2 separate regions of the Homo sapiens genome follow, and region 2 is linked to region 1. The links are chromatin loops, found by intact Hi-C in ENCODE. Cell type or tissue: mammary epithelial cell. All regions are shown on one strand. Region 1 overlaps DNMT3B (DNA methyltransferase 3 beta). Region 2 overlaps EFCAB8 (EF-hand calcium binding domain 8).

Evidence for each region. Peaks named below come from ENCODE experiments on the same cell type or tissue, not always from the same donor. Only the 100,000 strongest peaks of a DNase experiment are listed, where the experiment ranks them.
Region 2: it touches region 1 in a loop (12-fold over the local background); 36 of 110 quality-filtered maps call a loop at or near these places.

Annotation. Positions count from the first base shown.
Region 1 is chr20:32,792,461-32,796,460 of GRCh38, forward strand. DNMT3B (DNA methyltransferase 3 beta) reads left to right here. Exons shown (of 23, transcript NM_006892.4): 9 at 166-310; 10 at 1,076-1,135; 11 at 2,949-3,074; 12 at 3,190-3,234. Among named protein-coding and RNA genes, the nearest start is that of MAPRE1, 25 kb to the right of the region's middle. In mammary epithelial cell, a CTCF peak has its summit at 2,103; DNase peaks (open chromatin) are centred at 41 and 2,051; H3K27ac peaks cover 1,190 bases.
Region 2 is chr20:32,891,981-32,895,980 of GRCh38, forward strand. EFCAB8 (EF-hand calcium binding domain 8) reads left to right here. Exons shown (of 27, transcript NM_001143967.2): 8 at 233-317; 9 at 1,194-1,318. Among named protein-coding and RNA genes, the nearest start is that of EFCAB8, 35 kb to the left of the region's middle. RefSeq lists enhancers at 1-616, 1,154-1,666, 1,667-2,178, 2,179-2,690, 2,691-3,202. In mammary epithelial cell, a CTCF peak has its summit at 2,344 (motif pointing left); a DNase peak (open chromatin) is centred at 2,941.

The sequences.
Region 1 (4,000 bases):
GGCCCCTCCTTCCTCTGTCACATACCACAGCCCAGGACAGCTGTCTGGCTATGAAAGGGCCCAGTGTGAAGGGGAATGTAGGCCCTGGCTGGGGGAATCCCTGGGTGTGGCCTGGCGAGCACCTCCTCCCCACCCCCCCATTCATCACAGACTCTGCCTTTGCAGAAAGCTAGGGTGCGAGCTGGCAAGACCTTCCCCAGCAGCCCTGGAGACTCATTGGAGGACCAGCTGAAGCCCATGTTGGAGTGGGCCCACGGGGGCTTCAAGCCCACTGGGATCGAGGGCCTCAAACCCAACAACACGCAACCAGGTGGGAATGAGTCCCCATGGCAGCACCCGCTGCCTCTGCTGGTGGGACCACTTCTTGGGAGAGTCAGCCACCCCTGCTGCCCCACACCCCACCCAGCTTTCTAGCAGCTGGTCTCAACTCTGAATGTTGGAAAAATAGGAGCAGGCATACGAAGGCTGTGCCAGCTCTATCTGGCTTCCCCGGCCACTTTCTTGCTGATGGTCACGTGCATATAATTTGTATTGAATCTGACATCTGTCTTGAAGTCAGGATGCAGTGTTGACTAGCACCTTTTTTATTAAAGGAAAAAATAGTTAAGCTATGCTCATTTGAGAAAATTGGAAAGTGTTAAAGAAGAATATGCCACCTGCTAACATTTTGACCAGTACCATATTTCTCCCATTATAAGATAACTCTGGTTTCTAGAAATCCAGGACTTGTCTTACAATCCATAGATTTAAAGGCCAGGCCTAGTGGCTCATGCCTGTAATCGCAGCACTCTGGGAGGCTGAGGCGAGTGGATCACTTGAGGCGATCACCTGGACAACATGGTGAAAAATAGAAAAATTAGCCTGGTGTGCTTGGCATGTGCCTGTGGTCCCAGCTACCCGGGAGGCTGAGGTGGGAGAATTGGCTTGAGCCCAGGAGGCAGAGGTTGCAGTGCGCCGAGATCGCACCACTGCATTCAAGCCTGGGTGACAGAGCAAGACCTTGTCTCAAAAAAGAAAACAGTCCATACATTTAATGTAATGTTTTTTCTGTTTTGTTTTGTTTTCCCCTCAAAAGTGGTTAATAAGTCGAAGGTGCGTCGTGCAGGCAGTAGGAAATTAGAATCAAGGAAATACGGTATTTCCTTCCTGTCTTTTGACTGTGCCCTGTTTTCTATGCACTTTCTTCTGATTTCTTTGCATATAAAATGGTCACTGGAAAAGAATCAAATTTCTTGAAAAGTCAATCTGAACTCCCTCCCCACTCTCCCCTCACATCCCACCCTCACAAATACCCTCCAGGTTAACGTTGGGTTGCACATCCTTCCAGATTTTTCTGAACACTAGTTGGATTCCTGCTTTCCCCTTTATTAATATTAATACTGTAAGCACTGTCTGATGTCATTTTGTCACTAAAGGGTCCTTAAGATTTTTAATGGCTGTACAATTTTCTTTCCTAGGGTCAGAGTCAAATTTAACCATGTCCATTAAGATTTTCTGTGTAGATGGAATAGAAATACAAATGGGTTTTACAAAATCCCATTTATAGAATGGGAGCCATATTATGTAAAATTAAAAAGTGCTGGGCTCAGTGGCTCACGCTTATAATCCCAGCATTTTGGGATGCAAATAACCATCTCTTGGATTTCCCAGCATTTTGGGACGCTGAGGTGGGCAGATTGCTTGAGCTCAGGAGTTCCAAGACCAGCCTGGGCAACAGGATGTAACCCTGTTTCTAAGAGAAATACAAAATTAGCTGGGTGAGGTGGTGTGTGCCTGTGGAGGCTGAGGTGGGAGGATCACCTGAGCCCAGGAAGTCAGGCTGCAGTTTGCTAAGATCATGCCACTGCACTCCAGCCTGGGTGACACACTGAGAACCTGTCTCAAAAAAAAAAAAAAAAAAAAAAACCAAAACAGAAACAAAAAAGAAAGAAAAAAACGAGGCCAGGTGCAGTGGCTCATGCCTGTAATCCCAGCACTTTGGGAGGCTGAGGCAGGCAGATCCCTTGTGGTCGGGAGTTCACCAGCCTGGCCAGCATGATGAAACCCCGTCTCTACTAAAATACAAAAATTAGCCAGGTGTGGTGCTGCATGCCTGTAACAGGCTGAGGCAGGAGAATTTCTTGAATCCAGGAGGCGGAGGTTGCAGTGAGCCAAGATCCACGTCATTGCCCTCCAGCCTGGGCAACAAGAAAGGAACAGGTGAAATTAATACAAATCATGATTTTTTTAGCGCTAAATTTCCAAGATGTTAGCATTTTAATATCCAGCTATTATAAAAACTGAGATAGTCTACATTTATAGTGCTGGTTTCAAAATTTCACTTATTTTATATATTTTACATATTACATATTTTACAGATCTCAATTTTGATGCTAAATTTGCAATGAAAATACTTGATCTGTATTAACTATATACAGATTCTTGACTAAATACAGATGTAGATGGTTAAACACAAATTAACTAAATTCATAAAACGTGCATTTGAGAAAGCAGACTCATATGTCTAGGCTAGTCTTAATGAGCCAGTTAGTTGACTTACTTGTCAGTGTTTTAATTAACCTTAAATGCAGAATTCATTTCCTCAACAGTTTCAAGTTCTCAGTAGCCACCCCCTATGCCTACTGCCCAGCATGTCAGATATCACAGACATGGGTATGCCAGGCTTTTAGCTTTGAATCGAGCTTTGCTCTCTGAGCTGAGTCATTTTTACATCCTAGTTGTAGCCATTTAAAACCTTGTAAACATGTGTTAAGGATCCTGGGTGCAAGGGGTTTTGAATGAGCTCCTGTTGTGAGTTGCCCATCAAGGGGCCATATACATTCAGTGTGGACCCCCTGTCATGCCCCAATTGCAGCTGGTACCCAGGCATAGCATGGTCTTGTCCTGGGCCCGCATTCTCTCTGGACCCTCCTACCAAGCCACGGCTGCAGTCTAATTACCTTTCACAGAGAACAAGACTCGAAGACGCACAGCTGACGACTCAGCCACCTCTGACTACTGCCCCGCACCCAAGCGCCTCAAGACAAATTGCTATAACAACGGCAAAGACCGAGGGGATGAAGATCAGAGCCGAGGTGATTGTTGGGTACCTGGGATCATGGGACAGATGGGAGGAGGACGCTGCAGATCAGGAATTGATCTGTACCCGGCTCCCTGACCTCATCTCATGCCTTCTTCTTTTCTCAATAGAACAAATGGCTTCAGATGTTGCCAACAACAAGAGCAGCCTGGAAGGTAACGTTCTCTCCCTCCCAGTCATCCCCCTCACACCCTGGCTAGGGCTCTAGGCCTGCCTTGTCCTGGCTCATCCACCCTGTCAGGGTTTAACCCAGAGCTCTGTTCCTTAACCTCAGGCCAAGGCCTATTTCTGGACCCTGCATCTTAGTTGCTAGTTTATGGAATGAGTTGCCAATTGTGCCCCTTAAGAGAAAGGTACAGGAAGGGTATGGTGAGGAACAAGGGAAGCTGGGCCATTTTGGCCGGGAGAGCCATAACCTAAAACCAAGATTACTGGTATCATGAACCTTCCCAAAGAAGAACTGCAACTAACAAGCTTTTAGTCACTTGCCTACTGTCAGGCTAAATACTCTGCTTGCCCTGGCTGGGGATTGCCACTGGATTGGATACTCTGATCAGAATATACCTCATGGAATACAGAATGTGTGAGGATGAAGTCTCCCTTGCTTCCTTAACCCCTAGTTACTCAATGTTGAATAGGAAAACACCACATCCCTGACCCAGAGAACCCGGGGAAGAGCTTCGGTTTAGAAATCCTATTCCCCAAGACTCACTCCCCCATCTGGCTAGGTAGGGATGCTTGTTTGTGGGTTTTATAAAGGTCCTATCTACCCAGCCAGGGATGCAACTCCATGCTGACCTGGTGATATGAAGGGAAGGCAGGGTTGCCTACTGGTTAAAGGACCTGGATTCTGAAATTACAGCCATTTGCTGTTTACAGGGTGTGGGCATGGGCAAGTCCTATCATGAGACAACAAGCCAA
Region 2 (4,000 bases), 100 kb after region 1:
ACTGCACCTGGCCTGGGATTTTATTCCAGCTGCAGTTGGAAGCCTTTGGGGATTTTCAGTGGGGTTCCCGGTGGGTGGGTTTACTCTGTGAACAGCTGTCTGTGGTTGCCATGGGGGAAAAAGGGCTGAAGGGGCCAGAGATTCCTTGGGATAGCAATGAGGCTGCTCACTGTGACTGAAGACCTCCCAGGCATGGCTGTGGGCTCTATGTGGCCTTCTGTCTTTCCCCCAGATTTCTTTGATATTAGTGACCACAAATGTGTCCGGGCCTTCACCTTTGTTGATCTGGACAGCTGTGCTCTGGTCATGGACTACTGGTGAGTCTCCACTGGGTGTTCCTCACATGAACCAGGAGGCCCAGGCCTCCTGCAGCAGCCGCATCACTGACTAGGGTTGGGGCCCCCAGAAAGCCTCCTTGGAAAGATCTGGAAATATCTCCCCACTGGCTCCAAGGCCCCTGTGTCTTCCTCCCCACCAGGCTGCTTCTCTCTCAGGGTCACCTCTCATGGTCACTCAGAGCTTGGAGTCATTGTCACTCCCCCACCCAAGACAGCCACCAAATCCCAGCAGAGGCTTGTCTGGCTGTGGCTGAGGACTCTGGGGACATCACAGTCTATTGCGAGGGGTGACTTAACAAAGGGCAGCTGGAGGACTAGGGATTCATTTATTTTGATTGAGAAAAAAGTTGAATTCTGGTTCAGTGATGGGCTGGACCTGGTCTCCTGGGCCCGTGTTTGTTGGCTCCTCAGGTGTCTGGGCAAGGCCGGAAAGTGTTGTTGGAACTGCCCTTGCTTCCAAGGAGGAGGGAAGCTGTTGGGGGGCCAGGGAGGGAGTGGAGGCTCCACAGCCTCTTTTTTTTTTTTTTTTCTTTTTTTTATGACTCAGAGTCTCACTCTGTGTCCCAGGCTGGAGTGCAGTGGTGCCATCTTAGCTCACTGCAGCCTCCACCTGCCGGGTTCAAGTGATTCTCCTGCCTCAGCCTCCTGAGTAGCTGGGATTACTGGTGCCCGCCACCACGCTTGGCTAATTTTTGTATTTTTAGTAGAGATGAGGTTTCACCACGTTGGCCAGGCTGGTCTCGAACTCCTGACCTCAGGTGATTAACCTACCTTGGCCTCCCAGAGTGCTGGTCTTACAGGTGTGAGCCACCGCGCCCAGCCCACACAACCTCTTCCGTCTCCATCTTTCTGCAGGTCTGACTATCACAGAGGTGTGTTCTGCTATGGAGACGCCAAAGGCAACGTCATTGTCTTCACCTCCGAAAACATGACCAGTGGGCTGTTCAACCCCCGTATCCTCCCCAGGGCCTCCAAGTGGGGTAGCTAAGATGCTGGGGAAGGGGGCAGAGGCCTGGGCATGGCCTAGATGTGGGTGCTGAGGTCATCCTGGTCCCCGAGCCCCCCACTCCCTGCCTCTGCTCTGGAGTCTCTGGGAAGGCGTCTGCTTCCAAGCGCAGGGTGCATGCCGCTCAGCTCAGCACAGAGGGAGAGGCGATGGGGGGCAGCAGAAGACCACGAGGGCTGGGGAGAGGGGTGGCCTCTCTGAGGATGGGAGGCTGTGCGGGTGCGGTCTGGGGGTGCAGGACACTTCTCACCCCAGCATGATGCCAGTGGTGGGACCCTGGGGAAGTCCTTCATCCACTCTGATCCTGGGTGAGAGCACTGATGCTAACTAACTTCCTCGGATGGTGGCGAGGAGGCATGTGCTCTCCTTGGCTCTAGTGCTGCCTTTGGGTGGGCAGGGGCTGTCCTGGATGTGGGCTCTGTGGAGCCTGGGCATGGCCTGGCTGGCATGGGTGAGTGGGCACAGCTGAGTCTGGAGCACCCCTTGCTGAGCGCTTTGCATGCATCACCTCCCATAATCCGCCCCTACTGTCAGGAGGGAGGAGCCGCTGCTGCAGCCCATAATAAGAGGCAGAAAGGGTAAGGTCACCTGTACACGCCCCTGCCTGGTGAGTGGGGGCTAAGATCTGAAGTCCGGCTGCCTGCCCTGGAGTCTGTGCTTTTAGCCTTTTGCTGGGCTGCATCCCACACTGATTAATAGCAGGAGGAAGTCATTGGAGCTGTTCTGCCCAGGTCGCTAGATCCCCAGAGGATACGGCTCAGGGCCGCCTAGGGAACTCATCTGAACTGGAGCCTGTCTAGAATCCAGCCTTGCATGCACAGTGCTGGCTCTCCAGGTTGCCTCACATCCACCAGGAGGCCCAGGCCACCAGGGGCCCCATGCAGGGCCACCAACCCCCTCTTCCAGCCAGAGTTACTAAGCAGGACACTCCAGGGGTTCCCAGGCCTTGGTAACAGGCCCCTGGCAGGCTTGTTGGGGCAGCGTCCCCTGCTGGCAGAGCAGGGACAGATCCTGTCCTGGACACAGCAGTGGGCTGGCACCCTGCTTGCCTCATTGGCCTCGGGTGCCTGCCCTGCCCTGAGCTGCCCACTTAGCTGCTTGAGCCTAGTCACTCTGCGCCACCGTGGGAACTGGCACGGGAGGTTGTGGTGGTCTTTGAGCCACATGGTGAATGGGATATTGAGAGAGGCAGATGATACTGTTTGGGCAGGAGTCCTTCCATGCCAACAAGTGATTGAAGGCTAGGGACAAACATGACGATGAGGTGGGCCCAGTGTATGGACTTGGGAGGAGATGGACAGACCCAGGTATGTACCCCAGCTCTGTGTGACCTGGAGCCAGTTGCTTAACCTTTCTGTGCCTCAGTTCCCTTATTCAAATAGGGATGGCCCTACTTCCCTGATAGCTTTGGTATAAGAAACGTGGAACGTTAGGCACCTAGTAAGTGCACAGTGACTATGCTATGACTTCTTCCCTGCCCTCCCTCACAGCCTAGTAGGAGAGACAGGCAGGTAAACTGATGATTAAACCACAGCGCATCATAAAGCTGACTTCTGCCTGTGCCTGTGCACAACCAGCCCCACTCTGGCAGTCTTGGGCAACTTTCCACCCCTCCCTGGGACTTACTTTGCAAGCTTCCTCCTGCCCTTGCAAGATGGGGCTGGTGACTTTGCAGCAGTACAATGTTTGGCATGAGCCGCCAGATCCATCCTTGCTGTCTCTTCCCTCCTCCATCCCTGGGAGGGAACCTGAGCCTAGACTGCCCCAGCATTTGTGACCGCCTCCTTAAACTGCTCTGACGGAGGACCCATGTTTGTCCCTGACGGTGCTGGCTCTACTCGTCTGTGTCAGACTGGCTTTGCTTTCCCTGAAGATCCATCAACTGCTGGCCTTGAATGGTTTCAGCAGCCGGGAGATGCTAAGCCCCATGAGGGCTGCACCTGGCTTGCCTGAATTCCTCCAGACAGGCTTGTTTTATTTTATTTAAGATTTTTTTTTTTTTTTTTTTTTTACATTTTGAGACAAGGTCATACTCTGTTGCCCAGGCTGGAGTGTAGTGGTATGATCATGGCTCACTACAGCTTTAATCTCTTGGGCTCAAGTGATCCTCCCACCTTAGCCTCCCAAGTAGCTGGGACCACAGGCACGCCACCACCACTTCTGGCTAATTTTTTATTTTTTTGATTTTTTTTTGTAGAGATGGGTTCTCACTGTGTTGTCCAGACTGGTATCTTTTTTCTTTCTTTCTTTCTTTTTTTTTTTTTTAAGGCAGAGTCTTGCTCTATTGCCCAGGCTGGAGTGCAATGGTGCGATCTTGGCTCACTGCCACCTCTGCCTTTCGGGTTCAAGTGATTCTCCCGCCTCAGGCTCCTGAGTAGCTGTGATTACAGGCACACACCACCATGCCCGGCTAATTTTTGTATTTTTGTAAAGACAGGGTTTCACTATGCTGGCCAGGCTGGTCTTGAACTCCTGACCCCAGGTCATCTGCCCGTCTCGCCCTCCCAAAGTGCTGGGATTACAGGCGTGAGCCACCGTGCCTGGCCCAGGCTGGTCTCTTAACTCCTGGCCTCAAGTGACCTTCCCACCTGAGCCTCCTAAAGTGCTGGGATTACAGGTGTGAGCCACTGCGCCTGGCCCAGACATGCTTATTTTA